Linked DNA regions of Homo sapiens: region 2 is linked to region 1. Evidence: read pairs that join two places in POLR2A ChIA-PET (ENCODE). Cell type or tissue: B cell. All regions are shown on one strand. Links, peaks and the distances in the headings refer to the core of each region. The heading gives the core; the rest is flanking DNA. Region 1 overlaps MSX1 (msh homeobox 1). Region 2 holds the start of CRMP1 (collapsin response mediator protein 1).

Region 1 (14,946 bases), core at 3,537-11,536:
ATCTGTATATCTTTTCTTCCAGTGTTTCCTTGCCTCCTCTTTTCTGCTCCTACCCTGGCTCTGTAGGGTGGGAGGACAGGAAAGAACCCTCAGGGCTTCCGGCTTCTGAATCCCACGAGAGACAGCTTATCTCAGCCTCACTAAGTCCCTGGCACTGTTCTAAGCACATCACGTGCATCAACTCATTTGATCCTCAGAACAATCCTAAGAGGCAGGAGTTATTACAGCCCATCATCCAGATGAAAAAACTGATCGTGATCACTTAACGGGGTTCAGAAATCCACCAAAGGTCACACAGCCAGGGAGTGAGGGGCCAGGATTTGAACTCAAGCTTCCTGGCTCCTGAGCCCCCAGACTCAGCCAGTTCCTGTGTTCATACTTCCTCTCACACCATAAAACGTAAACCTTTAGGAAAATTGAGAGAAGTTTCCCAAATGGAAGGAAAAGAAGGGGAATTGTGGGTCCTCACACACCATCTCAGAGCCAAGGGGAGGTGGTATTGATTCCAACTTCTTGGATCACTGTGGGGATTGAACTAGAAAATAAACATTCTGGCTTATGGAAGTCCTCAGAGATTGGCACTTCCCTTCAGCACCAGCCCCGGAAGCCCCATCACCCTGAGCCGGTCCATCTCTTGGAATCTTGAAGTGTCCTGTGTCTGGTCGGGACAGGTAAGTAGCAAGATATTCGTGGAGCTGGCAGGCCTACATGGAAATGAGGGCCAACTTTTTCACCTTTATCATTTTCCCCCAAATCCAGGTTCCAGGGACTTGACTGCCATGGCCAGCTGTCAAGGGTGAGGCTGCTGACTTCTCGGCACCCACCTCCATGCCTCCTGGGCCTCCCTGGGTTCCGTGGGGCCTCCTCCGAGTATTGATGGCAGGAAGGACAGGCCCTAGAGCTGGGCTCAGAGCTCAGCAGGGCCCAGTTTGCCATCCTGAGGCTCCTCCAAGCCTCAGGCTCCTATTGTGCAGAACAAGGACAGAAATCCTTCAGGCCAGGAGCAGTGGCTCACACCTGTAATCCCAACACTTTGGGAGGCTGAGGCAGGCAGACCTACTTGACGTAGGCCAGGAGTTCGAGACCAGCCTGAACAACATGGTGAAATCTCGTCTCTACTAAAAAATAAAAAAATTAGCTGGGCCCGGTGTCATGTGCTTGTGATCCCAGCTACTTGGGAAGCTGAAGCAGGAGAATTGCTTGAACCCTATCCGGGAGGCACAGGTTGCAGTGAGCCGGGATCACGCCACTGCACTCTAGCTTGGGTGACAGAGCAAGATTCTGTCTCAAAAAAAAAAAAAAAAAATCCTTCATTCACTTAACAAATATCAAAGTCCTACTGCGTGCTGGGCGCTGTTCCTGGTGCTGGGAAGATCAGGGAATTACACAGATGAAGCCACTGCCCTCACGGAGCCCAGAGCCTAGTGAGGGACAGATAAAGAATAAACAAACGTGTAAGCATGACCTCTGCTGCCATGGAGTGGTTTAAATGGAGAAAAACAAAGCAAGGTGAGGAGGGATCGTAAAGACTCACAACAGCACAATTTTAGGCAAGGGGTCAGGAAAGGCTTCTCTGAGCCACCGAGCAGGTACTTGAGCCAGGTAAAAAAGGGACAGAAAGAATCACACAAATAACCAGGGCACAGCGTTCCAGGAAGAGGGAACAGCAAGTTCAAAGGCCCTGCGGCAGGGATGTGTGCACTGTGCTGGAGAGACAGCCAGAATCACTCAATGGCATCAGTCATTGAAGTCACAAGAGGCAGGGGAGCTACATCCTGTAGGGACTTGCGGGCCAGGGTAAGGGACACTGGAGGAAGGGGAACATTTAGCAAAAGAAAAGACTTAGGAGGACAAGGGATAGTATAGAGCCAGGCCTCAAAGTCAACCAGACAAGGTTCAGACTATGGCTGTTATATTCAATAGCTGTGTGACCTCAGAAAAGTTCTCTAAGCTTTCTGAGCCTCTGTTTCCCCATCTACAAAATGAGTCATTGGCTGGGCATGATGGCTCATGCCTGTAATTCCAGCACTTTAGGAGGCCGAGGCGGGAGGATCACTTGAGGTCAGGAGTTCGAGACCAGCCTGGCCAACGTGGAGAAATCCTGTCTCTACTAAAAATGCAAAAAAAAAAAAAAAAAAAAAATTAGATGGGCGTGGTGGTGGGCGCCGGTAATCCCAGCTACTGGGGAGGCTGAGGCAAGAGAATCACTTGAACCCGGGAGGCAGAGGTTGCAGTGAACAGAGATGGCGCCACTGAACTCTAGCCTGGGTGACAGAGCGAGACTCCGTCTCAAAAAATAAAATAAGTCATCAAGAAGATTCGATGGCAGGGGGGCAGCCCGGGAAGGGAAAGTACCAGGACAAATAACTAATGTATGTGAGGCTTAACACCTAGGCGATGGGCTGATAAATGCAGCAAACCACCGTGGCACACATATACCTAGGTAACAAACCTGCACGTTCTGCACATGTATCCCGGAACTTAAAGTAAAATAAAAATTTGTAATAAAAAAAGAAGCTTCTGCAGCTCAGCTCCCTCTGTGTGACCTGCCTTCTCTGAACTTCAGTTTCCTCCTCTCTGGCCTTGGTGTTCCTTCTCATAAAACAGGGGTAAGAATGTCTTCATGTACTGTGGTGACCTCATGTCCAAGGTGATTATTAAATAATATAATATATGTTGAGTTTTCTCCCAGCACAGTGTCACTTACGAAGACGAACATTTGAAGTGTATTTTCATAATCTTTAGTTAATATCTGTCTCACCTAAGCTCCAGCCTCCATAAGGGCAGAGACCTTGCTTTTGTCCCTCTTTGCCAGTGTGTCCCCAGCACTAGCCCAGGTCCTGGGTACATAGTTGGTGCTCAATAAGTGGTTGGTGCTCATTATGGGTAAGATAAATGCTAACTGAATAGGTGGATAGATAGACAGAAAAATTAACTGTTTCCCCAAGGTGGTGAGTGCCCCATACCCGGAAACGTACAAGAAAGCATCAGAGCAGAGATTGGTTTCACTTATTCACTCAACAAACATTGCTGGGCTGCCCCATGTACCAGCCCTAAGGACTCACAGGGTCACAGCAATGAGTGAAACTGGGAAGCCCCTGCACATTCCAGTGGGGCTAAAAGAGACAGGAAACAATAGATGACGTCTAGGGATGATGAGTGCTAGGAGTAAGAGAAGTAACGCCGGGAGCTACAGAGGACCCCATGTGATCTTGGAAAAGGTGCAAATAAAGAGGCGCTTGGATTCTTCAAGTTGGGGGATTTGAGAATCGCTTCCAGCTAGAAGATGCTTTCCTCCCTCGATGACTTCAGAAGGAACTGGGGTTGGGGTGCCGTCCCTTCTCTGGGTAGATTTGTGAAGCAAGAGGCTGAAATTGGACCAGACCACGTGAGTGCCCTATCCCACTCAGCTCCACCTCCTTGTGTAATGCTGTCACCAACTCCTCTTAACCTCAGAGTCCTCCGGTGGCCCCTCAAGACATGTACCCATGGCTGTTTTCATGCCCTGCCAGCTCTCTGATTCCGAGCCTGGGACTTCCAGAGTCCCTGCTGCAGGTATGTCAGCCCTGACCAGGCAGCATTTCCTGCTGGCATGCTGCCAAGTGTGTCTCCTTGTAAAGCTAGGGTCCCAGAGGAAGGGAGGCATCCTATTTTATGAAGACATGTTTATTGGCTGAGAGGTTGCTCTTGCCTGTACCCAGACCTCTCGTGGCTCAGCCCTGCTGACCAGTTCAAGACACCCAGTACGTGGGGGCAGGATTCAGCTACATAATCAGTAGGGTCCACTACAATAGGAAAATGCAGGTCTTCTGTTTTAAAGTAGTGGGGGGAAGCATTGCTAAAAGTATTCTCATGTAAAGCTTTTTCCTTTCTTTGTGGTCTTGCTCTTGACCTGTCATGATTTTTGTTGTTGTTGTTTTTAAATTTCCTATTTAACGCCACACTCACTCATGCATTCTCAGGGATATTCGCAAGGGAGTGCAGACTGTTGCAGGCACCTAGGGGCCCCAAACAGTGACTTGGCATGGGAGCACAGGGCTCTCCACCAGCTGACAAATTTGACCCAGGGTGAAGAAGTCAAGTCAAGCATCTACCTCCTCTTCCCTCAGGCCACTGCCCCAAACCATGGCAGATGGGTAACCTCCAAAGGCATTGCAATTTCAGTGCTAGGATATGCTCGGTACCTGGATCAGGGCTGGGTGAAAGGTTCACCCTTACCCACGTTGCCAATGAAACATATGTCACTGCCAGCCCAGGGCAAGAACGGTCAGTGCCCACCATGCCTCACCTGGTGATGCCAGGGGTATGAACATTGAGCCCTGACTCTCCTCACACTGGCACCCAGGCCCCTGCCAGGTGGAAGGCAGCAGCAGTCACACTGGGGACAGGGAGCTGGAGGCTGGGCAGGGGGTGGCTTCCCAGGGAGTGGAAAGCAAGCAGCCAAGAATTGTCCCAGGGAGGCATTTGAGGCAGGTCTAAGTGCCCAGAACACACTCCATTGTCCCATCAAACATCACTTATAATGCATAAATTCAAAGATAAAAATCACTAAGAACTCCAAGATAGTGACTGCAGCACTACACCCCAAGCGTGGCACCCTTCTGAGTGCAGGCCCCACGCCCATGAAGCCAGCATGCGGGAATGAAATCAGACTGGGCCCTTCCACTCCCCAAGCAGTGGTCAGGGGTTCATTCAGGTAAATGACTTCAGAGACCCCACACAATCCCGGTGAGCCTGGCCAGGTGCACGCTGGTCCCACCTGACTGTGAATGGACCCCAGAGGCAGGTGCTTTCTCCCAGAAGGAACGAGGACCCAAACATCTTTGGAACCCCACCCAGGTAGGGCAGACCATATACAGGAAAAAGAAAGACCCCCTGAGATCAACGCCCTTCCGAAACCAACAGCTCATGATCCCGCAGAAACCAACAGTTCCTGATCTCCTCCAGGGGCCTCTCTCTCAGCAAGAGGGTGATGTGTTCTGTGTGCGCCATGCTCTGGAACATTTCTTGCGGCTCATCCAAACCACCGCCCTGTTCCTCCTGGAATGAAGGTGCTGGTGAGATGCAGCCATAGACCTCAGCGCTCTCCTAAACCTGTTTGCCTGGAGTCAGCTGGGTGTCCTGGAATGACCAAGGCCTGCTTTCTCATCCCAGATTGACCTCCTCACTCACGGACAGGTCACAGAGCCTCACTTCACTTATCTAGAAAATGGGCACAGTGAGAACCCGTCCCTGCTGCCTGCTAGATGATGAAGGCCAGAGGAGACAAGGTCTGTGAATTCACATGAACAGCACAGAGTCCCTTCAGCGAGGCAAATCATGCCAGGGTCATCTGAAGGTTGAAGACTGGTCACAGCCTCACAATGTTGCCCACTCGTTGACTTGGGGAACCTTGCATTTGCTGGTCCCGTGGCCTGGACTTCCTTTATTCCATTCAAATGTCCCCCATGTTCCCTCTTCGGGAAAACCCCCACCCCGATCGCTATCTCGCCGCTCTGTTTTATGTACTGCCTGGCTTGGTAGTGTTATTTTTCCGTTCCTTCTTAGTGCCACCAGTTTCCACTCAGATCCTGCGCTGCTGCGGGGCAGGGACCCTTTCCCAGCACAGCAGGGGCCTCAGCACCTCACCCTGACCCTGCATGTGGAGGAGTGGCTGAATGAGCCAGAGTCCCGGGAACCACTGCCCACGCCACACCTTTTAATATAAGAAATTATAGTCATTGTATTAAAATAAAATGAGGGAAAAGACAGACAATAAAGGAAGAATAAACTTAGGGAAGAAATGGAGGGGCAGGAAGAAGTACTCTTAGGGGTCTCCGCCTGCTTCCCCTGCCTCCCCCAGCCCGGCTGTCAGGAAATCCAGGGCTCTCCTCCTGGAAATTAAGGACGTGGCTCAGGCATGGCTTTGTATACCGAGCCCCTGGGGCGCACCTGCCCCAACTCCCCACCCCCGAAGCCGGTGGAGTTTACTGGGCCAGGTGGTCTGCTGGCCCTACCCTCAGACGGGAGCTGCCGGATTTCCCACCGGGAGGAGCTTGGGATTCTGCTGCCCAAGGCCCCGCCTCTCCAAGGAGCAGTCCGGAGCAGGAGCACTCAGAGCAAACTGGTCCCAGCGCCTCCTTGCGTCCCCGCCTCTCGCAGCTCCCCTTGGAGGCCCCGAGGGCGAGGGGAAATCCCGGGTTTGGGTCGGGATTTAGGATTCCCTGAGGGCTCACCCAGAAACTGCTTGGTGACCTTGGGCACGTGGCTTGACATCTCTGGTCCACAGTTGACACGTCTGTGAAAAAGAACCAAGGCAATGTTTTCCTTTAGAGGCCTTGGCGTGGATTAAGGCAGACAGTAGCTATGGGGGGGCCTGCCACAGACTCAGGCTCAGAGTAAGCCCTCACCGAGGGATGGGGCGCTCGATTCCCCACGCGGGGCCATACTGGGCGCTGGCATCAATTCCTAGGGCAGGAATTGAAGTGTGAGTCAAATCCCAGGTGCTGGTGGCGGTGGCGAGGGGCAGATACGGACTCACGTTCTGCTTCTGTTCAATGGACACAACAGACACCGCCGAAGCGGAATGGAGACAATTATTCCGATAAGTCGGGGCCGGGCGTGCCTTCCTCTCTGGATAGTTCATCCCTCCTCCCTTCTCCCCGGGTGCCCACCCCACACTTGCACAACCCTGAAAGTGTCTCCTTACATTTTGCTTCCCGGGTTGCTCCCTTGCCTTCCTGGGTTGGAAATGGGACTAGCTGAGACCCTGGGCAGGTACCTTCGTGCCTCTGCGCAGCAGTGTGCTCGTGTGTGCAATGGGATAATATTCCTCCCTAAGTCGCTCGACTTTTGTGAGGATTAAGGGGCACCATGCACGCCGAGCGTTTAGCACAGGGTCTGGATCCGGTACGAATCGATAGGTAGCAGTCCCTCCCTTCACAGGCTTCCACACCTCAGTTTCCTGGGCCGCGAAATGGGCGCGGGCAGGGCCTGGAGGATGACTGCGTTCCAGGAGGGCAGGCGGAGCAGGCTCCTACAGCTGGCACGCACCTGGGTCGCAGGAGCCGCGCAGGGTGTCAGAGGGAGGGGAAAGCCAGCGGAGTTGGGAGCTGCGGTTGCCCGGGGGGTGAGGGTGTCCGCAACGGACTCCGCCCCACAACTGAGGTTCAGCTGGCCCCGCCCCGGGCTGGCACAGCCGAGTTCGGGGACTCCGGGGCCGCAGCTGGGCGCCAAGGAATCCGGGTGAGCTCCGTAGGGAAGAGAAACATCCTTGGGTCCCGGCGATGCTTCACTCTGCAAGGCTGCGAAGTTTCTTCCGGAACCCTCTCTGATTTGGGGGTAGGGGAATCACCAAAGACGAGGCACGTCTCAGGCAGCCACCCCTGGTCCCGGCCATTGACACTTCCCTCTCCTACAAGGGCACGCGGCCCCTTCTACCTCGCCCCCATCTTTCTCCTCCAAGTGGCCGCCAGAGCATCACAAAACGCTAAGCCTACTCCAAACTCGCCTAAGGCCGGTTCCAGCCGCGCCGGCCTCAGCTCTCCTTGGGGCTTTTGCATTTGCCGACCCCTCTCAATGGGAGATTCCTTCTTCAAACTACGGCTCCACCTCACCCTTCAAGTCTCAACCCTTAAGTCGCCTCCGCCGAGAGGCCTGCCTTGACCGCTCCGCCAAAAATAGGCTCCGACTGTGCTTCCTGCCCCCGTCTTGTTACTTTTCCCCTTAGAAGCATTCAGCTCTACCCGAATTCGTTATTTCTTAGTGTGCTGGTCTTGTTCAACCCCGCCGAATGAATTAATTTAAGGAAGCTGGACTAAAATTGGGGATGCCGGGTCTGTCCAGCCTTTCTGCCGGATCTCGGCCAAATCACGAACCCCCTTTGAGCCTCAGTATGTCATCCGTAAAGAAAGATGTTGGCCCATTGGTGACAATGGAGCATCACTCAGGTAACGCTCAGAGCAGTTTCTCCCAGTCCAGTGTGGGTTTAGGGATTCAGCCAGCATCTAGAGTGAGGCAAACTTGGTCAACTTTGACCATGGCCAAAGGGGAATTCTGCCAAGTATAGGAACCGGCTCTGGCCTGGGCGCTTGCTTCCCAGTTGCCGGTCGGCTGTTGGCTGCTTTCTGCATTCATGCCAGAAGCAGCGGCAGAGGTTGGTGGGAAATACAGGCCGGGTCTTAGACACCTATGTGACATTTGGCAAGTCACATACGCTCTCTGTGCCTCGGTTTTCTCACTTGAAACAGATTAATAAGAGTGCCTGCGTCATAGGGAGAAGATTAAAAGAGGTGAAGGTGTCTTAATTCCGGGTCCAGAGTGGCGCACAGGCACTTTCTGACACTTTCCAAGAGCAAGAACACTCTCCTCCGCTTCCACTCCGCTCATCCCTTCCGCCTCAGGGACCTCCCCTCACCCACACACACCCTCGGGGGACTGGAGAGTAAGGAATTCCAATGGCGCTGCGGAGAGCAGAGCCGGCCAGCAAAGAGCGCTCAGGTCACCATCCTGCCTCTATGCTCCGCGCTACGCTTGGCGCTCTCCTCGCGCGCTCCCCTTCTCACCCGGAGTTCTTACCGCGCGCTGCCTTTGGAGTCACCCATAGTTTCCTCTGCACCAGCCCGAAAGTGTTCCCATTCCGCGGACCAGGGAACTGAGATTTAGGGGCGCCAGATGGTGGCACCGGCTGTCTGAGTTGGAAGCTCTGTTTCACTCTCACTAGCTGTGTGATCTTGTCTGAGTCATTCAACTCTCTATGCTTCAGTCTATGACACGGGTCACAATGGCACGTGCCCACCTGGTAGTGAGGATTCGTTGGGATAACCCGCGTGGAAAACTTAGATTCTAAGGGTTGTGATCCATAGGCAAGCGCGCATACATGTCAGCTGCAGTCACCGCAGGCGGAACAACTGTGATGACCTCACCACCATCACCGAACTGGGGACGCAAGTGATGGTACAGCCCGTGGAGAACCCCTTCCCTTCTACTCTTTCAGGACCTGCCAGGGGTCAGGATTGTGTCCATTTAACAGAGATGGAACCTGAGTCTTGGAAAACTCGAGAGGTGGGGGGCCCCACCCAAGGTCTCAGCCTGCCTCACACATTCCCTTTTAGTCGATGTGGCTGTTTCTCCGGTGGAGAAGCCCCTGCTGCCACCCGGGTGCCACGAGAGTCATCAGAGAGGGAACGGGGTTTTCTTTTTAAAAGCAGCATCGTCAGAGAAACAGCGACTCAAAGCACTAGAGTCCAGCCCGCCCTTGGGGCAGCTCATCTAAGGGGCAACAAAGAGGCAGGGCGCCGCAGAGGGTTATGGAAAGCGCCAGGCGGGGGAAGCAAGGAGTGGTCTCGCAAAGGGGAGGCTTTGGGGTCTCTCAGACCCTCCTCCCGCTCCCTGAACCCCGCAAACTCTGGCAGCAGCGCCCGGTGGGCGCACACACGCACTGTCAGGCCGCGCCCTGTGCATCATCAAAATCTGCACCCAGCTGGTGAAGGAGAAAGCAACTCCTGAGGTCCCACAGCAGCGGGCTTGGATCCCACCACTGTCTCCTCGCCTGTAAAATGTGCAACAAAGGCTGCCACGTAGGGTCGGGGACCCTTCCTTCCATCTGCCCCTAATCAGGCCCCAAATTGAGGGCGGGCTTTTGAATTCGCTTTTAACTACCTACCCCCCACTCCTCCCCCCCACCACACACACACAAAGGCCGATCTTTATTGCACCCCGCTGGTGCGCTAGCCCCTGCGAGCCTGGCATTAGGGGCAGAGATTCATCCTGAGGGGGAAACCTAGATTCGAGCCCCATGTCTGAGTCAATGGCCGGCCTTACTCTTTGGGAGTTTCCAGGGAGGTACAGACATAACCCTCCCGCCTTTGAAATTGATCTAAGTGTCTAAGTGCAGAATTCATAATCAATGTTAATTGCTGTCGGGGCCAAGCATCTCACAGAGCGTTTCATTTTATTCCCTTAACAATAGAAGCAATTGTGACGATTCCACACTTTATATGGAAAAAGTGAGGCTCAGTGAAGTTAAGGAACTTGCCCGAAGTCACACAGTAAGTACCAAAACCAAAATTTATAAGTAGATGATCTGACTCCAGGTCGGCGACTCGACACCCGCCCTAACCAGGGTCTGCGACTGCTTCTTGAAGTACCGCCTTCTCTGTCCAGGGGAGGTGGGATGGGCATTCCTGATCTCTGGCTTTGGTCCGTGGAGAATGAGTAGGGTGTTGGGTCTGATCAAGGCATTCTGAAACCCTCTGCCTAGATGGGAGAAGGTGGGTGTACAGGACGAGGTGGGGCCGAAGGGGGTCCCAGAGGAGGGGACCCAGGGGGAGAAAGGAGAGCTGAAGTCACTGGCTGTTCTTGCGCGGGGGCGGGTGGGGGGGGGAACTCCCAGCGTTCCCTCAGGCGATTCTCCAGGCCTTCCAGTAAAAGGTCTGTGTCCGGGGATTGACCCCACGTGCGTGGAGCCAGAATCCGCGCTTACCCTCTGGTGTCAGCACAGCAGAGCACCCAGCGCTCTCACGCCTTGTGCTCTGAGCTGAGCTTCTGGCTTGCTGTATTGAGCTTCTGCCGCTCAGGTCTCGCGTGGCTTTGCTCCTCCTCCCTGGAGTCCCTGAGTCTGAACGCCTCTCAATACAGCACCTCCTTGGTTTCTCTCTCCCATCTATGTCTATCTCTGGGGTCTCCCTCCCCCTTTCTCCCAATATTATATGTGTCTGTGTCACCAGAACCCCTGTGGAAGATGTTAGAGAGTGGCCTTGAGTGTGTATGGTTGCCTCTATAACTAGGGCTTGTGGGTGTGGGATGTGAGAGTTGATTGTGGGTGTTGGGTGTGTGTTGGTTTTGTGTCTAGCATGTATTAGTTGTGCGTGGCTGGGTGTGTTGGTGATACGTGTTGATTTATGCGTTGTGTTTGTGTTTGTCAGCCTTGTGTGTATGTGCTGGGTATGTGTGGTGGGTGATGTGTGTTGATTCGTTTGTGTGTACCGCGTGTGTTGGTGTCTGCATATGGGTTATACATGTGTGTTGCATGTGAGTGTCATGTGTGTCTGTTTCGGTGTGTGTTGGTATGTCGTGTGGATGACGTGTGTTGGTCGTGTGCGTGTGCGCACTTGAGGATCTACTTGTAACGCAGGGAGCCAAGGCCAGCGTCCAGCACCGGAACTACAGTGAGCAGGCGCTGGGAGAGCTGGCTGTGAGCTGAGGGCCGCGGGAGGGCGCTGTGGGGGAGGCAGGCGGGGTGGAGGCAGGGTCCCCCTGGGCCTGGGAAGGGGGCGGAGTGCGCGGCAGGCGTGGGAGCTGTTGAGTGGAGCGGAACAAATTCCGCAAGTCTGGAGTGGGGGCCTGGGAGTGCTCTGGAGAGTGGGCACTTGGTGGTGGCACTTGGGGGTCGGGGGCTTCCCAGGGAGTCCGGCGTCGGGGCCGGGGGACTGTTCCACTGTGGGGCGATGCGAGCTGAGCGTCTGGGAGGGCGGGACGGAACCTTGGAGGCCGCGCGGCCTCGGGGGCCCGGCCAGGCCGGCGCCAGCCGCAGAGTTGAAAGGCGGCCGCGGCCTCTCCTCGCCGCTTCCTATTGCGCCCCCGAGGGCTCTAGGCGGGGCGCAGGCCTGGACCCGGCTGGGCTCACCTCCCGGCCTTGGGTCACTAAGGAGGGCGCAGCGGTAGGATTCGCACTCGGGGCCCCTGCCTCACCAGTAACTGTCCTCACTGGGCCTCCTGCTCAATCTGGTCCTTCAGCCCCGGGTTCAGCGATCCGAGAAACTAACCTTAAAGTAAGGCGCTCTTAGCGCGAGGTCTTCAGCCCCACCCCAGCCTCCCGGTCCCCAACCGCCCCGGCCCTGCGGACCTATGCTCAAAGCTCGAGGCGCCCCAGGTCCCTTGCCGCCAGGTAACCTCATTTCTGCCCCGCTTCCACGCCACGGACTGCTTTGGTCTTGACTGCGTGGTCAGAAGCTGAATTTGCAAAATGAGGCTTCCGTCTCCTCCCCAACAAAACGAAAACGCTTTCACAGCGTGCAGGGCCGGTGAGACGCCCCTATCATTCCTCAAGGGACAGTGCCTGTTCGTGGTTAGAGCGCAAGGAGTTAAATTCAGAACTAGTTCCCGGATTCTGCGCTCCGTTTTCCAGCGCGACGCGCACTTCGCAGGAGAGCTGCTCAGGCACCAGGTGACCCTCAACCAGATGGAGATGGGCAATGCGGGAAAAACCGGATCCTCGAGTGGAATCCGTGTTGGAATTCCTGCTATGTCCTTCATTAACTGTGTAACCTTGGGAAAACCATGTCACCTCTCTGAGCTGCAGTCCTTTGCGCTATAAAAATCTCCTAGGTGTGTTGGGAGTCAGCGTGAGCGGGAACTCCCGGCACACAGTAGGCTGTGAGTGCAGACTGCTCCATCACTACCTCCCAGCGCGGAAGGTGGCCGACCTCTCCGCCTGGTAGATCCCATGTTTCTTGCCAGAGAAGGAAATTGGTCCGTAAAGGAACAGACCCAGGAAACCCCTGCCCACTCCGCCCTCGGTTGATAAACCAGGGAACACAGTTCGAAGGACTGGGATGGACGAGAAGCAGTGCCGGAAGCGCAGCCGCGATTTCCGGCCGGACCCGGCTGACTGTGGCTCTGGGTGTTCTCCCCACACCAGCGTGCCGCTCCGATCTAGCAAACAATTATCGAGCACCTTCTGTGTGCACACCCTGTTCAGAGAGGGAATGCGGAAACAAAAGGGGGGCAAAGAATGGGCTAGACGGACAGAAACAAAAATGGGGAGATTCGGAGGCCCAGAAGTGGAAGGAAGCCCCTAGCCAAGGCCAGCAGCCAGAGGCGGAGGCGCGCGCGGGCCGGGGTCCCAGGGAGGCCGGGCCCTCGCACCCGGGCTGCGGCGCAGGGAGGGGGCGGGGAGGCGCGCCCGCCTCGCCTGCAGCTACCGCCTCGCTGGAGCCGCGACGCGTCTGCAGAGGGTGAGCCGTTGCTCATTACCGCAATTATGTTGCTCTAAATTTGCCTCTACCCTAAATTGCCAAACTCCAAGGAGCCAGGAGGTCCTGGAGCCGGGGCCGGGGGAGACACCCGATCCTGCCCTGCCATTTCCCTATCACGAACGCGCGGAAAAAAACTTCAGTGCTGCGGGCGCGCAGTAAGCCAAGAAAAGTCAGATGCACCCGGTATTCCCTGGGTGCCCTCCCGCGCGGGGGCTTGTCGACACTTCCCCCAAATCCTGGGGTGTAGGGGGAAGAGTCCAAGGCCCATTTCACAGACGAGAAAAAGGCGGTGCAGAGAGATGATATGATCTTTTATAGTAAGTGGCGGGCTTGATCCACACTGAACCACATTGGCTCTCTGACTCCAAGTTCAATACTAACCCCACGACGAGGACGTCTCTAGCGTGTTCCAGAAAAGAACCCAGATTTGCCAGAGCCGGGCGTCCTGCGCGCCGTCATTCGAGGGTTACTTAATTTATAGAGGAAAGAAAAAAGAAAAAAAACGCGGCGAGGCACTTCAGCCCTAAAGCACCTTTAGAGAGCTGCGTGGTGTGGGAGTCTGAGACCTTGTTATGCATAGCTCCCCTTTGGGGGGCGAAAAGGCCCAGACCCGGGCTCTGGTGCTTTTCTAGAAGTTCCCAGGCCGAGGGCAACAGCTCCGGGGCTCCCCAGGAGCGAAACTGCCCTCCACAGCAAGCTTTTCTTCTTAAGGAGCGGGGTTGTAACAAGTTCATACTGCAGCTCCAGCCAGGGAAGACAGAACCTTTGCCCGAGCTGCAGAGGCTGGAGGATCCGAAGCCCAGGACGCCCCGGAATGTGCCCGGCGCCCGTGCAGAACCTGCCCAGGGCGCGTTCCCGCAACCCTGGGCTCGCTGGGAATTCCTAGACCGACCTAAGGGTCCTGGGGCTAGAAACCGCGCGCTGCCCTTGGGGCTCTGTTTTTAACGTCTCTATCTGTGAAGCTGTTCACCCCTGTTCAAGTCCAACGCCAGGTACCCAGGTTTCGAACCATCTTTAGTCTACTGACCTCCGGCTTAACGGCTTACTGCAGACTGTCCGGCGCTATCCTGCGTGGAATTTGGAGGAGCGGGTCACCGCGGGACAGAGGCTGAAGGAGGAGAGGGATGCGCAGGTCTGCCGCCGCCCGAACACGAAAGACAACAGAGCGGTGCCTGGAGCTTAATAGGCTTTATTTAATCAGGGGGTAATTTTCTGCATTCGGCGTCCTTGCAGAATTCCCCGGAAAGCTAAACTTGGCGCGTGTGCAAATATATTCTCCTGGAAGACTGATCTTAAGAAAAACCGAGTTTGTGAGGGTTTGGAAACAGGGCTCCTGCAGAGGACTTTCCAGGCGAGAGTGGAAGGTGGCCCTGGGTTTTCTGTAAACTTTGTTAGGTTGTGTTGTGTTTTTAGCGGCCAGAATAGGGGGTGAGAAGGTTCTTATATTCTGGCAGCTCAAAATTAGTTCCACAAACCGCGTCTACAGTGGGGGTAATTTAGAGAGGCAACGCAATCGCTTCCATCCCCCACCTGGCCTCCCGTGGGAAAAACAGATTTGCGGAGGTGGGAATTGTCTGGATTAGCTGTCCACACTCATCAAACCATTTGGGCGATTTGCTTTGTTTTCATAGACAGGTTAAAAGGAGAGAAAGAAAGCAAGAGTTGGTTATAGGTTGCCCGAGTAAGTGTCGATTTCAGCTTAAAGTGAATTGGAAAATTGAGCCTAATTATCCTAGGTAATTACTTCAACTCTCCACTTGACTTTCCTAATGCAGATCTGTCGTGGGTGTTCAAAAAGACACCCCCCTCTATCCCTGCATACCCTGTTATCACCTTTCAAAGTTGCTGTCGTAAAAGTACCGTCAAACTGAAAAGCAACTGTACACATAAAGAGATAGCAAGAAGCAAAATTAAAATAAAAGACTCAATCAGTAAAGAGATAATTTTTGTAGCTTAAAATTAATTTATTTAACAAATATAGCTATAATAT
Region 2 (14,946 bases), core at 4,643-12,642, 1.0 Mb before region 1:
AGAGCATGTGTGATTGACTCTCGTGTGTGTGCCAGCATGTCTGTGCATCTCTCATGTGTTTGGCGTAATTGTCTGGTGTGCAGGTATGAACCCGCGTGTGCCTCCAGAGCGTGTGGGCGCGCGAGTGTACGCACACGGCTCCTGCCCCGCGCTCTCCTCGCGCCCTGCGCTCCGCCTGGGGGCGGAGAGTGGGGGGTGCGGCGAGGGCACTGCGGTGCCGCGGCCCGCCCTCCGCGCTGCGGCTCGGGAGCGTCACCGTCCCTCCCCGCCCCAGCCGCGATCCCCGCCTCCTGGTCCTTTGTAGCTGGCCGCGCCGCTAGCCCGCAGCCGCCCAGAGGCCCCGCCCCGGCCCCGCCCCGGCGCGCGCCACGCCCCGCCCCTCCCCTCCCTGGGCCGCAGTCGCGCCCGGGCCGCCGCAGGCCCGCACCGAGGCGCGGAGCGCGGCGCACGGCGGTGCCCAGGGCCGCGGGCGGGCAGGCGGGAGCGCGGTGGGTGGCCGGCCTTGGACGGGTATGGCGGACCGGCGGCGCGCGTGGAACACCGAGGACGACCTGCCCGTGTACCTGGCGCGGCCGGGCAGCGCGGCGCAGACCCCGCGCCAGAAGTACGGCGGCATGTTCGCCGCGGTGGAGGGCGCCTACGAGAACAAGACCATCGACTTCGACGCCTACAGTGTGGGCCGCCGCGGCTCGGCGCGCACGCCGCGCAGCGCTGGCCGGCCCGACGCGGTCGGGCTGCCAGGGCCGGGAGGCAGCGAGGACACGGCCAGCGACGTGAGCGAGCCCTCGGGCTCCGCGGTCAGCTCTCCCGGAGAGCGCGACGAGCGGCCGCCGACGCTGCGCATCCGCCGCCCCGCGCCCCGCGACCTGCCCCTCGGCCGGGACAATGGCCAGGTACCCTCGGGGCGCGCGCGGGCCAGACGAGGGGGGCGGGCCCCGGGAGGACCCAGGGCATGGGGCGCCCGAGGGCCATGCCCGGGCCCCGGTGTTGGGGCAGCGGCCGCCAGGCTGGGGAGAGCCACGGCGCGGCCCCTCCCCCACCTCATCATGCAAGAGGTTCCCAGAGCTGGGGCGACTCGGTCGGGGCTGGCCGGCGTGGTCCGTGAGACTCGGAAGGGATCGCCCGGGTCCAGTCCCGGCTCCTCTTCTACAGAAAGGGAGAGAGGTTCTGAGAGGGGAAGTTGGCTAAAGCTACCGCATGGACGCTTAAACGCGAAGGAACCTCTGGGATGAATCTAACCCAGGCCCCTCATTCTGTTTTGTGAAAAGAACTGGAGCTCCGTTCCGTGTTGGTCCATTCATCCATCCACTCAGTCGGTAGTAATTATAGAGCACCTACTGTGTGCCGGGCCCCGGGAGAGGTTCCGCGAGTCGCCTGCGGCCACACAGCTTAAAGCTGGAAGGAGCTTTTTTTCCGAGCGCTCCCCTCATGCTTGCTGGGGGGAAGGATTTGGTTAAGGATTTAGTTCGTCGGGCAGTTGGAGCCGTAAACCCCTACCCTCAAGCGCCAGTAGATTCAAGGGGCACTCCTGAGCTCCACAGCACACACCGATGTGCCTGCTTCACAGAGCAAGGTGGAGGTAGAGCTGGGATTTGAACTGGGGTCTCTGGCCTCCCGGACCTGAGCATGGGGCCGGGAGGATCAGGGAGAGGGAACGCTAGGGCTTGGGCCCTGCGGGTATTCTCTCTTGAGCTGGGGGTCACCAGGAAACTGGGGGAAGAAGGGCGGATGGACGGCGTAGCCTTTGGATGGACCGACGAGAGCCAGGGTCAGGTGCCAGAAAAACGGAAGTTGGAGCATCCGAGGGCTGGGGAGCTTTCGAATTGGTCCAGACCTGGATGCCGGAGAACTGCTAGGTGCCAGGCCCAGGGTAGGCGCTAGGTCCCTGGCTCAGCAACCTGGCCCCACCCTCCAGAAGTTCCCAGGCTAGGGTGAGCGACGGATTCATTGTGAGAATTAAATCAGTTAATGCCGGTCGGTAGTGAGCATTCAATAAATGTTTGTTGTTGACTTTTATTACAATCATTATCATTTTAATTAAACCTTCCCCTCTTAAATGCTATGAGTGACCCAAAGTGAGCCTGGAGGGAAGCAGAGCTTGATCGGGGCAGATATCTGGGAGGGCTTCCTGGAGGAATAGGAGCAGGGAACTGGTAAACACGGTGGTGGGCCTCTTCGGGCCCCATCCCTTCGCGGGCGGGCTGTTGCTCCAGAGCTCTCCGTGGTCCTGAAGCCGGAGCCTCGCGAGGGAGAGGTCCAACAGCAAGGGTGTGTGTGTGTGTGTGTGTGTGTGTGTGTGTGTGTGTATGTGTGTGTGGTGGTGGGGTGATCAGAAAGGGAGATGGTGCGAGAGTCCAGCTTCCTCTTCCCCCACCCCTTCTGTATCTCCCCCTGTCCACTACCTTCCCTGGTGGTCCGACCTCTCTTGGGATCCAAACTCCCGAGCCCGATGGGGAGGCTTCTGGGCCGCGGGCCGAGAAGCGGGACCAGCACCAGGGAATCCGGGTTTCCAGCCAAGGCGCTTTGCTCTCTTGGGCCTCAGCTTCTCCATCTGTCAGATGGGGGTGGCCGTCTTCTTCCGGCCTTCCTCAAAGCGTGGTGGAGTACTAGGGAGGCGAGGGCGCTTTGTGCACGGCCCGTAGCTGTCCCAAGGAGAGTTCCTCTGGAACTGCGGTCAATGTCACCAACGCCAGCATCTCCCCCAGGGCGCAGCCTGGGCCAGCCCCGCAGCTGCGCCCTGACCCTTGGGGACGCTGGTCGCTTCACCTCTCCCGTTCCTCTCCCCTACTCCTTCCTCTTCTCCCTGTGGTCCCCTCTGCCTTTCTCCATGGCTTCTCAGGCACCGGACAAAAGGCAGCGCCTCTGGCGCTCCCGGGGCTCCGAAAGCACTCGAGCTTCGCGACTGTGGAACTCAGGGGCTCGCGATCTCCACGGAGGGAGGGTTTTACTTTCTGCCGGCAGAGCGGCCTTGAGGCTTGGGTTACAGTGGGCTCGGGTTCCGGGGCGGGCCTCACCGCTCCAGGGCTTCGCAACGGGTGCCCCGGCCCTTCCCCCCCCGCCCACCAGGCTTCTCCCTGGGCTGCAGGAGGGGTTTCTGCGGCGCAGGCGCAAGGATTGCCGCTGCCGGAGGCTGAGCGGCTGCGGCGCTTTGTACCGGCGAAATCTGCTTGGGAGCAGCGATCTGTTTGGCCAGTGGCAGGCGGATGCTCCTCCCCCTGATACGCACGTGGTCTTGTCCCTTGCTGTAGGGGCTTTCTGCTCAGATCTCCAGACTGACCCCAGGGAACGCCCTGGTACGGGGAACCTAGGACTTAACAACTCCAAGGAAGGGAGTGTAGGAGTTGGGGAGGGACAGTGTCCCCATCTGCAATTTCCGGTCATTGACAGGGATTTTAGGCCCCGCTGAGAGCCAGGGATGCATGAATGCGTGGAGGGAAATGAGTTGTAAACAGAGTGTAGGGGAACCTGGCATCTCCATGCTGCTTTGCTGCAGCTAATATGTTTTGCACCCGGGGTACATCATTTTACCTCTGTAAGCCTCAATTTCCTGTCTGTAAAATGGGAAAATTATGCCTAGTGTTCCTGGGATACTGAGCTGGCTTCTCTGTGAAGCTAAAACCTCACCTCTATTTTAAGGCCCAGGTGTCTCTGGCCTCCTGCCCTGGATTAGGGGACTGGCCCCTGGGGTGGTGAAGGTCAGGGCCCCAGCCCCCAACCACAGTGCTGGGGGAGCTGTACCAAGCCTAGGCCACCCTCGCTCTGGATGGCAACTTGAAAGCAGAAAAGATGAGTAGTTTCATAGGACCTGTGGGGTTGGATTTCGCATGCAGAAAATGAACAACGAAGTGGTGGACAAGGTTGGTGTTTTATTCTGCCTGGGAACTTGGGGCACCTGTCCAGTGAGGTTGGGGCTTGCTGGGGCTCCCCCTTTTCCTCCATCTTCTTTCATCTTTTCCCCTCTGCTGTTACGGACCTTGTCAAGCTGTGACCTGGCTTCCTGCCCACCTCCCTCTGGAGCAACATCTGGATCATGGACTCCGGGGCTGGTGTCCACAGTGCTGGGAGGCAGGAGCACCCTAGTCCTCCTCCTGACCCCCAGCTTGTCCCCAGGGCTGTGGAGACCTTGGTGCCAGTGGCCCAGCCCTCCAAACACCTGCTGTCTTGGAGGCAATTCTGTGGGGTGACCTGGTGGCCCCAGTGTCAGGCTGCTGTGTGATGAGGGAGCTGCTGTTGGAGTAGAACAGGTCAGCATTAATTAAGGCCGTACCCTTCTGTCCCTGCTGTTCCCTCTGCCAGTTAGGGGGCTCCACCTTAGAGGCCCCCAGGGAGGGCTGGTTCAATGCTAGGATGGAGAGGGTGGCAGGGAGAGGCTTCGTGGTGGGGAAGGCATTGGAGATGGGTCTAGGGGAGTGGACAGGCTTTTGTCTGGGGTAGACTATTCAGGGAGAGGGTACAGCGTGAATAAAGGCTTGGGGTCCGAGATGGAAAAAGTGCTTGGTGCATTCAGGGAGAGGCACTCGGGAAGGATAAACGGAGGCTATGGAAGGAGAGGCAAGAGGGGAGCGGTCCTTGGGCGCGATCCTGGAGGGACAAGAACGTTCCCAGCAGCTTGGGCCGATCCTTGGCCCCCGTCCCACACTCCCTCCCCCCACACCCCCGCAGATGTTCCGGGGAGGCCTCCAGACGCGCGGCCACACACCTGTGGCGCCGCCCGCGGGCCCTGACCGCGCCGTCTTTTTCTTTTAAAGGAGCCCTGAAAACCATACTCTCTGGATCGCGAGAGCGAGGCCAGGGCCCGCCAAGGGCGTGTGCGCAGGGCGGGGGTCGGCGGGGCTGGGCGGGTGGGGGGCGGGGGGCGGGGTGGGAGATCGGAAGGGAAGCGCTTCCTGGTTCGAGCCGAGAGGGGCGAATCCGGCTTCGCTCCGCGCCGCCGGGAGGAGCTGTCTGCAGCCCCCTCCTCCCGCCCTCGCCTCTCCCTCCTCCTTCTCCCGCCCTCCTCGCCGATCCGGGCGGTGCTGGCAGCCGGAGCGGCGGCGGGCGGGCCGAGCAGCCGGGGCAGCCGCGCGTGGGCATCCACGGGCGCCGAGCCTCCGTCCGTGTCTCTATCCCTCCCGGGCCTTTGTCAGCGCGCCCGCTGGGAGCGGGGCCGAGAGCGCCGGTTCCAGTCAGACAGCCCCGCAGGTCAGCGGCCGGGCCGAGGGCGCCAGAGGGGGCCATGTCGTACCAGGGCAAGAAGAGCATCCCGCACATCACGGTAAGCGGCCCCCGCCCCCGCCGCCCCGCGCTGGCCTTTGTGGGCTGGGAGTGGGCGCCCGGCAGGGTCCAGATCCACGGGGCGCCGGCAGGGGCGCCCCCCGAGGCCTCCTGCGTCGCCGCGGGTGGGGCGGGGCCGGTCTCGGGATTTCAGCCCCCTCCCCCAGCCTCTGGGGACAATGGGGGTGGGGGAGCCCCGCATGGCGGGGCGGGGCTGGAGCCGGGAGTCCCTCTCCCCGCGGGCTTGCCGCCCCCTCCCCCCACGGGATGTGCCAGAGGATGGCGTGGACAGGGAGGATGCGGAGCCGAACAAAAGAGGGAGGGGCAGGGGTCCGAACCCCCTCCCCGCAGGCCTCGCGCGGGGGTGGGAGGGTGAGCTGAGCCTCCTTGGCTCGGCCCCCGCACCGTCCGGCCCATGCACCCCACAGCCCGGTACCTCCCCCGCTGGAGGAGGGAAAAAGATCATCCAGCGCTCCCCACTCCCCGCCTTTACTGATGGAGTGGAAGTCCGGACCTAGGGACAGCGCCATGATGGAAGCTCGGTCCACCCCTCCCCGCAGCTAAAAATAACCTAATGGGGCGACGCTGGCGGCTGCGGCCCGGGAAGGGTTAATGTTCCCGACGCTGGGCCGCGAGAGGGTGGGGACGGTGGTGGAGGCAGAACAGCCGGGCTGCGTCCCTGGGTGTGGCCGGAAACAAAGGAATCCCCGTCTTTACGCTTTGTCTCGGGGTGGGGAGCTGAGGGCGCAGCGGTCAGGAGCTGGCCCTCCGCCCCAGTTCCTGCCTGGCATCAGCGTGGAGCCTGACTGTTCCTGAGGGATGCGGACCACTGGAGCCCATGTATGCAGGAGCAGCCCGGGGCCGGGAGGCGGGATTCTGGGCGTGGTGGAATCCTCCAGGGTGACTCCAGAGGTTTGACTACTGGAGACCCAGCCTGCTCATTTATGCAAAATTCAGGCTCCTGGACAGTCGCAGGGCACCTGCCAGAGGGCAGCCTTAGGTAGGCGGAGGTATTGACACTTGCACTCACCTGCCAGTGGCCTGTCCCGTGTATTGCAGGCCTGTTTCTTTAAATGGTGGCAGCAAGGCTTTGCGGGTGGCATTACCCACGTAAAGCTCCCTGAGGCTAGAGCATGGGCTGAGGGCTTCCACCACAGGAAGGTCAGGAGGGAACCCAGGCCCCCTGCCTCCCCTGCACTGTCCTGCATCCGCCCCAGCTCTGGGCTGAGTCTTGAGTTAGAAAATTCCTCCTGGGCCCAGCCTCAGCTCTTGTCAGCAGGCCTCTGCCAAGCCCCCATCCAGAGGGTGGGCACCACCTCTTCTCCGTCTCTCAGCTCTGCCCTCTGAGACGCAGAGGTGTAAGCGGCCCATTCGTAAACACTAGTTGGTCAAGAATCACTAGAACACATATGGTTGCTTCCTCCTGGGCAATGTGAGAAGAAGGCAGGTGATATTTGAACAAGTCCCTGCCTTGGGACCCTCTAACCCTGCCTCCCAAGGGAACTGAGGCAGGTGATGGGGTCGGGGTGATGCAGTGACTCAGGAGTCAGGAGTTCTGGGTTTGAGGCTGTGTGCCCACAGAAGGTCTCTGCTGCTCTCAGGTCCCCAGTCTCCAAGGTGGAAACTTAATAGGATGGCCTGCAAGGCAGGTCTGTGGGATGCTGCCTCTGAAAGTGTGCAGTCCCAGTCTGCTAAGCTGAAGTGGTCACCAGGCCTACTGCCTGTTGCCCTCTGGAGTGGAGATGCCTAGGCTTTTCCAGCCGATGGAGCTGGGTGTCTGATGCCTCTCTGAACCTCAGTGCTCTGCTGTACGATGTAGGCCCCTTCACAGGACTCCTGAACATCCTAGGTGACCCTCCAAAGCATTTAGTGTGCTAGGTGCATGGTAAGGGCTTCAGATCTGCCGACAGGTCTTGCTGCTTTAGTTCTTCCTGTGAAACAATTAGTCAACTTGTGTGTAAAGAGAAATCAAATGGGTGGTTCCAGCAGCCTCTAAAGGTGGTTTCAATGAGCATGGGAAGGAGAGAGGCTGTAAGTTATGCTTAGTTCCTGGGAAAGAGGGCCTTGATGAGGATCATTTGTGTTCATTTGGCCCACATCAGCCAGAAGCGTTTGTGGTTTTAAACAAATCAAAACCTTCAGCAAATCAGAGAGGATCCACTTGAATGGGGCTTCACTGTATAGGACCTTTCATCTTCCTGAGTACCTTTTGCTAATAACACACATACACGTGTTGTGACAGGAACCAGATCCCTGCCTTAAATGCCATGTAACAAATGGGTGAGCACTGTGGCTTTTCAAATGGCTGCACCTTAACGTGTTCCATAGTAGTCATTTGACAAGTTAAGGCAAACCCATTGGCTGTTAGTGGGTTTGCATTAACTTGTCAAATGACTGCCATACCAAGCACAGTGCTGGGTGCCAGGAAGAGTGGGAAGGAGATGAATGGGTTTGCCCTGGCCCTTCTAGAGCTTAGCCAAGGCTGACATTTCAGCCTGAAGTGTTAGTGAAGTGTTAAGGGTATCATACGGCGGGGCGGAAGAAACCCCAGCAGGGACACTCAGCCTTGTCCTAGGGGAGACAGAGGGGACAGGAGGAGAGCAGGGTTCTTTGTGGAGCCCATGGGGCCCCAGAGGTAAAGGAGTTGGCATGCTGGAGAAACTGAAGGAAAGACGGCCTCGGGAGAGCCCACCCTCTGCTTCCCAGGGCAACCGCTGCACAGTTAGATCAAATCATGAAGGCAGTTGAGATGTTTCTGACAGCCATGGTGTGTGGCCTGTGGAGAGACCTGGGGGCTTGGAAAGGATCAAGTGTGGTTCATGGGAAGAAGTGCTGGTGTAGCAGGCATAGCTCTCAGCTTCATCCCCAGGTCCCCACCTGCTTGTTGCTGGGTCATCCTGTGCCCCTCTGAGCCTCAGCTGTCTCATCTGCACAGTGGGGATAAGGGTGTAGCTTTGCCAATGAGTTCAGAGCCTGGAGAGGTGGGAGCTAGAGTGGGGGAGGTGAAGGGGCATCACAGGCAGGGGCGCAGCATGGGCAAAGGCAAGGAGGCTGATCGTTCTGCTCATGTTGACGATGATGGTGGTGTCTTCCTCTTTTTTCCATCTTGGCCTTTTTCTGAGACAATATAGTAGCCGGTTAGAGACGGAAGAGCAAAAAAGCAGAAACACTTAGCTCCTGCCCCCAAGGACTGTGTGAAATATTTATAAAGCTCTCTTTCATGCGTGTCTTTTTTTTTTTTTTTAATGAATGGCACACTTGGGGATTAACTTAGCTGAAGCGGCTTCTTGTGCCCACTGCAGTGAGTAGAGCATCCTGGGTGTGGCTCTGAGCAAACAAAGGCACATGGCTTCCTAGCCCTGCAGAAGCTGTTGGCTCTGAATAGAGCTACCGAAGTGGGGAGGCCTGCTCAGTTGTGAGAGGAGTAAAGAGTGTCCACCATGATGATGACGGGGTATTATTAAAAATGAAGCTTCATGAGTACCGATCACATGTGTTTTTGCTCTAGTCCAAGCATTCGGCACAATTGCCATTATCTCTCACCTAGTTCTATGCACAGAACTGTGAGAAAGGCAGCCTAGGTAGATCACCCCTCTTTCCCAAAGAGTAAACTGAGGCTCAGAGAGATTCAGAGGCTTGTAAAGGTTCTTCATTGGCCAGTGGAGGAAGGAGAGCTTGCATTCAAGCAGGGAGGATAGGTGGGCTGGTCTGCGTGCTAGGAAAACCACTGCCCGTGTGTGTGTGTGCATGCATAGTTGTGTGTGTGAGTGCCAGTGTGTATGTAAATGTAAGTGTATGTCTGTGGTGTGTAAATGTGTTTGTGTGTGGGTGTGGGGGTGTGTGTGTGTGTTTGATTAAACAGTGAAGATGATCAGGAAAGAAGGATCAAGTAAAAATCACATCAGGCTCGATTTGTTGCTCTAATTTGCAAGTATGCAAAAAATGTGTGAGGCCTATTATGCTTTTTCCCAAGGGTGACATTCAGCCTATCTATGGATATCCAGTTGATTCCCTGCCTTTTTACACAAAGGATTTGAGATGTCCACAGTGATTTGTCATGCATATGGTGAAATCAGATGGAAGTCGAATAGCAGGACTGAGGATCAAGGAAGGACAGAACAAATGTGCCAGTGATTAGGACACTGGAGTGGCCATGATTAGTCATCCACTACTGACTCTGAGCATCTGTCATCTAGGGCAGAGAAGCAAACACCCTCCATGATGTCAAGGTCATGATCAGAGAGGAAGAAGTGGACCATTTTTAGGGAAAACATTATTTTGTTTAAATCAAATTCTTAAAAATGTCTCAGAGGGGACATAAAAGTGAAAGTGACGTAACTATACCACCTTAACCGTGAATGCCCATTTCTTCTAATAAACATGGCCAAGACTGAATACATGGAGCACACACAATACAACATACATGAGTGTGCATGGCACATAGTAAATATCTAACAGGTCATAGCTCTGTTCTGAAAACTCAGGCTGTGTCTTTGAGGAAATGAAAATTCAGAATGGTAGCTAACCAGCAGGTGTGGTGGGCAAGCATGTGTGTGTGTGTGTGTGTGTGTGTCCCTGACCTTAATTATCTTGCCATCTAAGTGACAAAGTGCATGCACATAAAACAACTTAAGAAAGACTAAAGGGTGCCTGTAATCCCAGCACTTTGGGAGGCCAAGGTGGGCAGATCACTTAAGGTCAAGAGTTTGAGACCAGCCTGGCCAACATGGTGAAACCCTGTCTCTACTAAAAATACAAAAATTAGCCAGGCATGGTGGCGGGCACCTGTAATCCCAGCTATTCGGGAGGCTGAGGCAGGAGAAATTGCTTGAACCTGGGAGGCAGAGGTTGCAGTGAGCTGAGATCATGCCACTGCACTTCAGCCTGGGCGACAGAATGAGACTCTCTCAAACAAAAAAGAAGAAAGAAAGAGAAAGATAGAAAGACAGGAAGGGAGGGAGGGAGGGAGGAAGGAAGGAAGGAAGGAAGGAAGGAAAGCAGGCAGGCTGCGGAACAGGGCACAGGTGTCAGAGGAATTCAGAGAAGAGATGACTCAGCCCTGGCAGAAGCAACAAGAGATGGCTTCTTGGGGTTTGGAGGATGACATCAGCCAGGTGTTGAGGGACTTGATTGGTTGAGGGAAGGGAAGGGCATGCAAGGTGGGTGGAATATTTCACACAGGTGAATCAGAGGACGCAGAAGTGGAAATACATGTGAATGGGTGGGGCTATGGGGGGATTCTATAAAGCTTTGGAAATCAGGGAGAATGCACCCAAGGGGATGGAAATAACACGTGGGTTCTAAGTGTGTCTTAGATATGAATGGGTTATTTGATGTTGAGCAAGTCACTTTCTCTCCCTGGGCCTCGGATTCCTTTTCTGGACAGGGAGAGTTGGATTAGATAATTCAGTTCCAAGTTCTAGGCCACTCTGATCTTCTTCTTTGGTTAATAGGAAGGCACTGGAAGTTCTTGAGGTAAGATGCTGTTATTATGAAAGCAGCTTGTAGGAATGTGGATTCTGAACTCAGACTATCTGGCTTTGAATCCTGGCTGTTTTACTTACTAGCTATGTAATTGGACAAGTCACTTATTCTTTCTATGCATCAATTTTATCTGTACAGATTTATGTTTGGAAATCAGAATGATATTTCCTAAGATTTTTTCCCCATAGAATTAAATGACTTAATATGTGTAAGATGCTTAAAATAGTGCCTGCACATATTAAATGCAATGTGGATTAGCTCTTATTATTATTACCGTGGGATGGTGTATTAGCTTTGCTCCATAGCATACAACCCCAAGGTGTCAACAATATACACTTATTTTTTGCTCATGCTACATGAGGGCTGTGGGTTGGCTGTAACTTTGCCCCTGTTTACTGGTGGGTAGTGAGTCTGCTCTGTGCATCTCCTCACTTTGAGACCCAGGCTGAAGGAGAAGAAAAGCACAAGAGATTGGCAGCAACCTGAAATATCTTTAAGAACTTCTACTCAAATGTAGCATATTTCACATCTGCTGATAGTGTACTGGCCAAAGCAAGTTGTATGATCAAGCTCTAAATCGGTGGGAGAGAAGCACAAAGTCAGTCTTTCTAGAGGAGATGTGAGGATTGAATGTGAAAGTTCTGACATGTAAAAGATGCTAATACACACCCGTGGAAGCTGATAATGAGGTGGTCAGGAAGCACAGCGATTGGGTTTGGAAGAAAAATCCCACCATTGGTTCTTAGGTTGTATTGGATTTGGTAGCAAGCTCGAAATTGAGGTGTCTCAATGGACAATAAGGAATAGATTGGAATGAGGGTGAGAGGCAAAGGACAGAGATAGATATTAGGGGCCCATGTACAAAAGGTATTGGTAGAAGACAGAAAAATGCAAGCTATTTCAACAACCAGTGGTTCTCAGCCTGTGTGCTGTGAGCACAGTGGTGTACTCAAAAAAATTCTCTGCCGATGTGTGGCTAAATTTTGATCAGCGTTTAAAATTTATGTTTGCTACAACCAAGTCTACAAATTATTGTAGCATCTCTCAGGTGGAGCCCTGAGTATTCACAAGCAGAGAGATGTTGAATAGAGTCTAATTTGCTGTAAGTAAAAGTCAGCTCTTGCCATGGAAGAGGAACACCGGAGGACTTTGCCGTGAGAGCATATAAAAGAACATGGTCGGGGCAGTGGACAGCACCACGGTGCTGAATGGTAACCAAGTGCAATCAGAGCTATGATAGACCTGTAAGACAGCTACAGTCACACTGCAGTGGGAGGGCATGGTGATGGTTGCAGACTTACCTGGTGTAATTTTAGGTCTTTAATCCTTCAAGAATGCTGCAAAATTTTATATGATTTGAAAGTATGTCCTGAGTACAGTAAGGTTGAGAACCATTGCCCTAGAGAGCTGTAATGACCAAATCATAGCTTTGCTCTGAGAAGAAACAACTCTGAATTGGTGTTGGTAGTTTGGGAAGTGGAGTGGGATCTTGGATGCTTCATAGAGAAGTTGTCTAGAAAACAAGAGCAAGCAGCTAAAAGGAAGAAAGCAATGTTTGTGGATATATGAGGTTGTAGTTCCCCACTCCTTCCTTGGGCCTGTGTCCCAGGCATCCAGAGCATTCGCCTTGACCTGGCACACCATGTGTGGCCCTCTGCCTTTGTATCAGCTGTGTCCATTCTCTATAAAGGATTCCTCCTCCTGGGCTGGGGGTGGTGAGCACTTCAATTTCAGTAACTTTGGCTTGTTGCTCATGTCCATCTGCTCCGCTTGACCATGGATACTTGGAAGACTGGGAAATTGTCTGATTCTCCTCAGGAGCCCTTCAGGAACACTGGGGATTCACAGTGGGGATGCCACACTGTGTGAGTGAGTGAATGGGAGCAAGATTGTGGACTTCCTTGCTGAGTGAGGTTTCAGCCACAGCTGCATTTAGTCTTCCTTAACAAGGCACTGTCTGTGGATTTAACATGAAGGTAGTTACTATGCAGAATGAGATGAAGGTGGCATGAGGAGTTTTGGAGCTCAAAGCGAAAAGAAGGTGTGGGGGCCCCTGAAGTGGTGCTTTGACAATGGGGAGAGGGCAGATCTGGTTTAGTAATGGGCTTCGCTGCATTTCACATGGAATGGGAAGCTTTTGCAAAAGGTACTTTTTACACACAAGTGGGATCGTCACATTGCACATCTTGTGCTCTGCCCAGGGCCTTGAGTAAATAATGACCTGGTGTTGGAACTTGGAGTCAATTCCATGGGAAGACTCATTGGATCTGATGCAGAATTACATACAGCAAAAAGGTGGCTATTTGAGGAAATTTTGAACCTGCCCCCAAATTATGTTGCCATGTATTTTTAAATCATACCATATCCATAGACCCTTAGGGCTTAAGGTCTAATAAAATCTCAGCAAATGTTTGATTTCTATAACCTCAACGTTGAATCGAACTTTTAAATTATGTAAAATTTTATGTTGTACAATTAAGGAGGAAGGAAAAAGTGTCTGTCTACTGCTTCTCCCCTGCCCCCACCATTCTCCCCTCAGTGCAGAAATTCCCAGTATGTTCTCTGCATACCTCCAATGACAGGGAGATCACCACTTTACATGGCAACCTGCTTTACTCTTGTACAGCTCTGTTGTTGGAAGGCTCTTCTTTATGTAGAGTGGGATTCTGCCTTGTGCCTTACTTTTGTTCTCAAGAGTCTCCCCAAGTTTCTTCTTCCACACTGCTATTCCTAGAGGCACTGGAAGATGTTTCTCCATTACTTAGGACCTTCTCTTTTCCAAAACCACTCCAATTCTTTATTCCTCCTCTATCATGATTTCCGCATACGGTGTTAGGTTTTCCTTTACTTTCTTTCATTTTCCTTTCCTTTCGTCTCATTTTTTTTTTTGCTATATTTTATTTCTGAACATGCAGAATAAAAAGGAATCCAAATAAAACTTTAATTACTGGGAACCTCTTAAACGAGTTTAAAGGCTTCCTAAGGCCATCAACTCCTCTGAGAAGCTGATAAAAGCAATTGAAGCTTTTTCCTGCATCCTCAAATGCATGAACATTTGGCATAGAATGTTAGAGCATTTGGCATAGAATGTTAAACTTCATAGGACAGTGTTCAGTGTATTGGGTGCTTTTACATATTATTTCAAGTAATCTTGTGAGGTAGGTATTTTGATGGGTTCCATTTATAGATGAGGAAACTGAAGCCAACAGAGATTAAGTATCTTGCCAAAGATCACCCCGCTAAGAAGCTATGTGGGAATAAGCTGCCATCTCTGGTGCCAAGGATTTCAGTCTCATGGGGGAAATAAGATATATTACAATGAGCTGGAAAATGAGTGTCATGAACAAATGCTGGACCAGAGATGCAAGCCTCATGTTGTGGGAACTCCAAGGAGTGACCTTGTGATCCTGGACTCAAGACACTGCACGTGACTAAGGAGTTGGAAAGCAATGAGCAGAGCAGATGTGGCCAGAGATGCATGCTGCAGGGAGGCCATAGAGGAAGGCACAGGTTGTGAAGGTGCAGTTAGGGAGGCAGAGCGTGGTGTGCGTAGATAGATGTGGTGGGGCGCGGCCGAGAGAGGGCCGGGCTCAGGCCGGGAAGAGCCTAGGAGGTGAGCTTTGTCCTACAGATGAGGACAAGCTGGTGAAGGATTTTGAGGAGAAGCGAGGCATGGTTGGATTTGCATTTCAGAAAGGTCACTCTGCCTGTCATATGGAGTGGACAAGTTCTGTGGCAGGGAGATGGGGTGAGGGCTTATCTGGGGCAGGTGCATTGGGAGGTGAAAGTCAGCAGGTAGGTATTAGAACAGTTCCAGAGTAGATGCAACAAGATCTAAAAAAGAGTTAGGTTTGAGGTGGGACAGATGAGAGATAAGCTGAAAATGGAACTGAGCATTTTAATGAGATGTTACCCCACGTTGCAAGGATTAAAAAAAAAAATAAGGCACTGTGCGAAGTGCTATCCGTGGGTTAATTCATTTCACATTCAAAATTTTCCTCTGCATTTGATGAGAAACAGAAGCACAGAGAGGTGAACTCACCCATGTGACAGAGTTTGGAGGTGTGGGGCCACGTTAGAGCCTAGGTAGTCTGCCCTCTGCACCCATATCGTTAGGTGCAGTCTGGCCTCTGCATTCATATCCAAACATCGCCTCTTTGTTAAATGAGCATGTAATGAGAGAGTAAATATAAGCACCTGGCTCCCAGG

The links. ChIA-PET counts read pairs that join two places held together with the same protein. Peaks named below come from ENCODE experiments on the same cell type or tissue, not always from the same donor. Only the 100,000 strongest peaks of a DNase experiment are listed, where the experiment ranks them.
Region 2: POLR2A ChIA-PET joins it to region 1 with 5 read pairs; 1 of 35 experiments calls an interaction of 5 or more read pairs at or near these places.

What each region holds. Positions count from the first base shown.
Region 1 is chr4:4,863,890-4,878,835 of GRCh38, reverse strand. It overlaps MSX1 (msh homeobox 1), which reads right to left. Exons shown (of 2, transcript NM_002448.3): 2 at 14,900-14,946. Among named protein-coding and RNA genes, the nearest start is that of MSX1, 12 kb to the right of the region's middle. RefSeq lists enhancers at 7,161-7,736, 13,420-14,337. In B cell, for the core only: no CTCF peak of the experiment used is centred there; DNase peaks (open chromatin) are centred at 6,635, 7,565, 8,415, 10,855 and 3 weaker places; H3K27me3 peaks cover 8,000 bases.
Region 2 is chr4:5,878,536-5,893,481 of GRCh38, reverse strand. It overlaps CRMP1 (collapsin response mediator protein 1), which reads left to right and starts at 396. Exons shown (of 14, transcript NM_001014809.3): 1 at 396-893. The coding sequence starts at 513. RefSeq lists enhancers at 1,791-2,534, 2,535-3,279, 5,823-6,349, 6,350-6,877. In B cell, for the core only: no CTCF peak of the experiment used is centred there; a DNase peak (open chromatin) is centred at 8,451; H3K27me3 peaks cover 2,587 bases.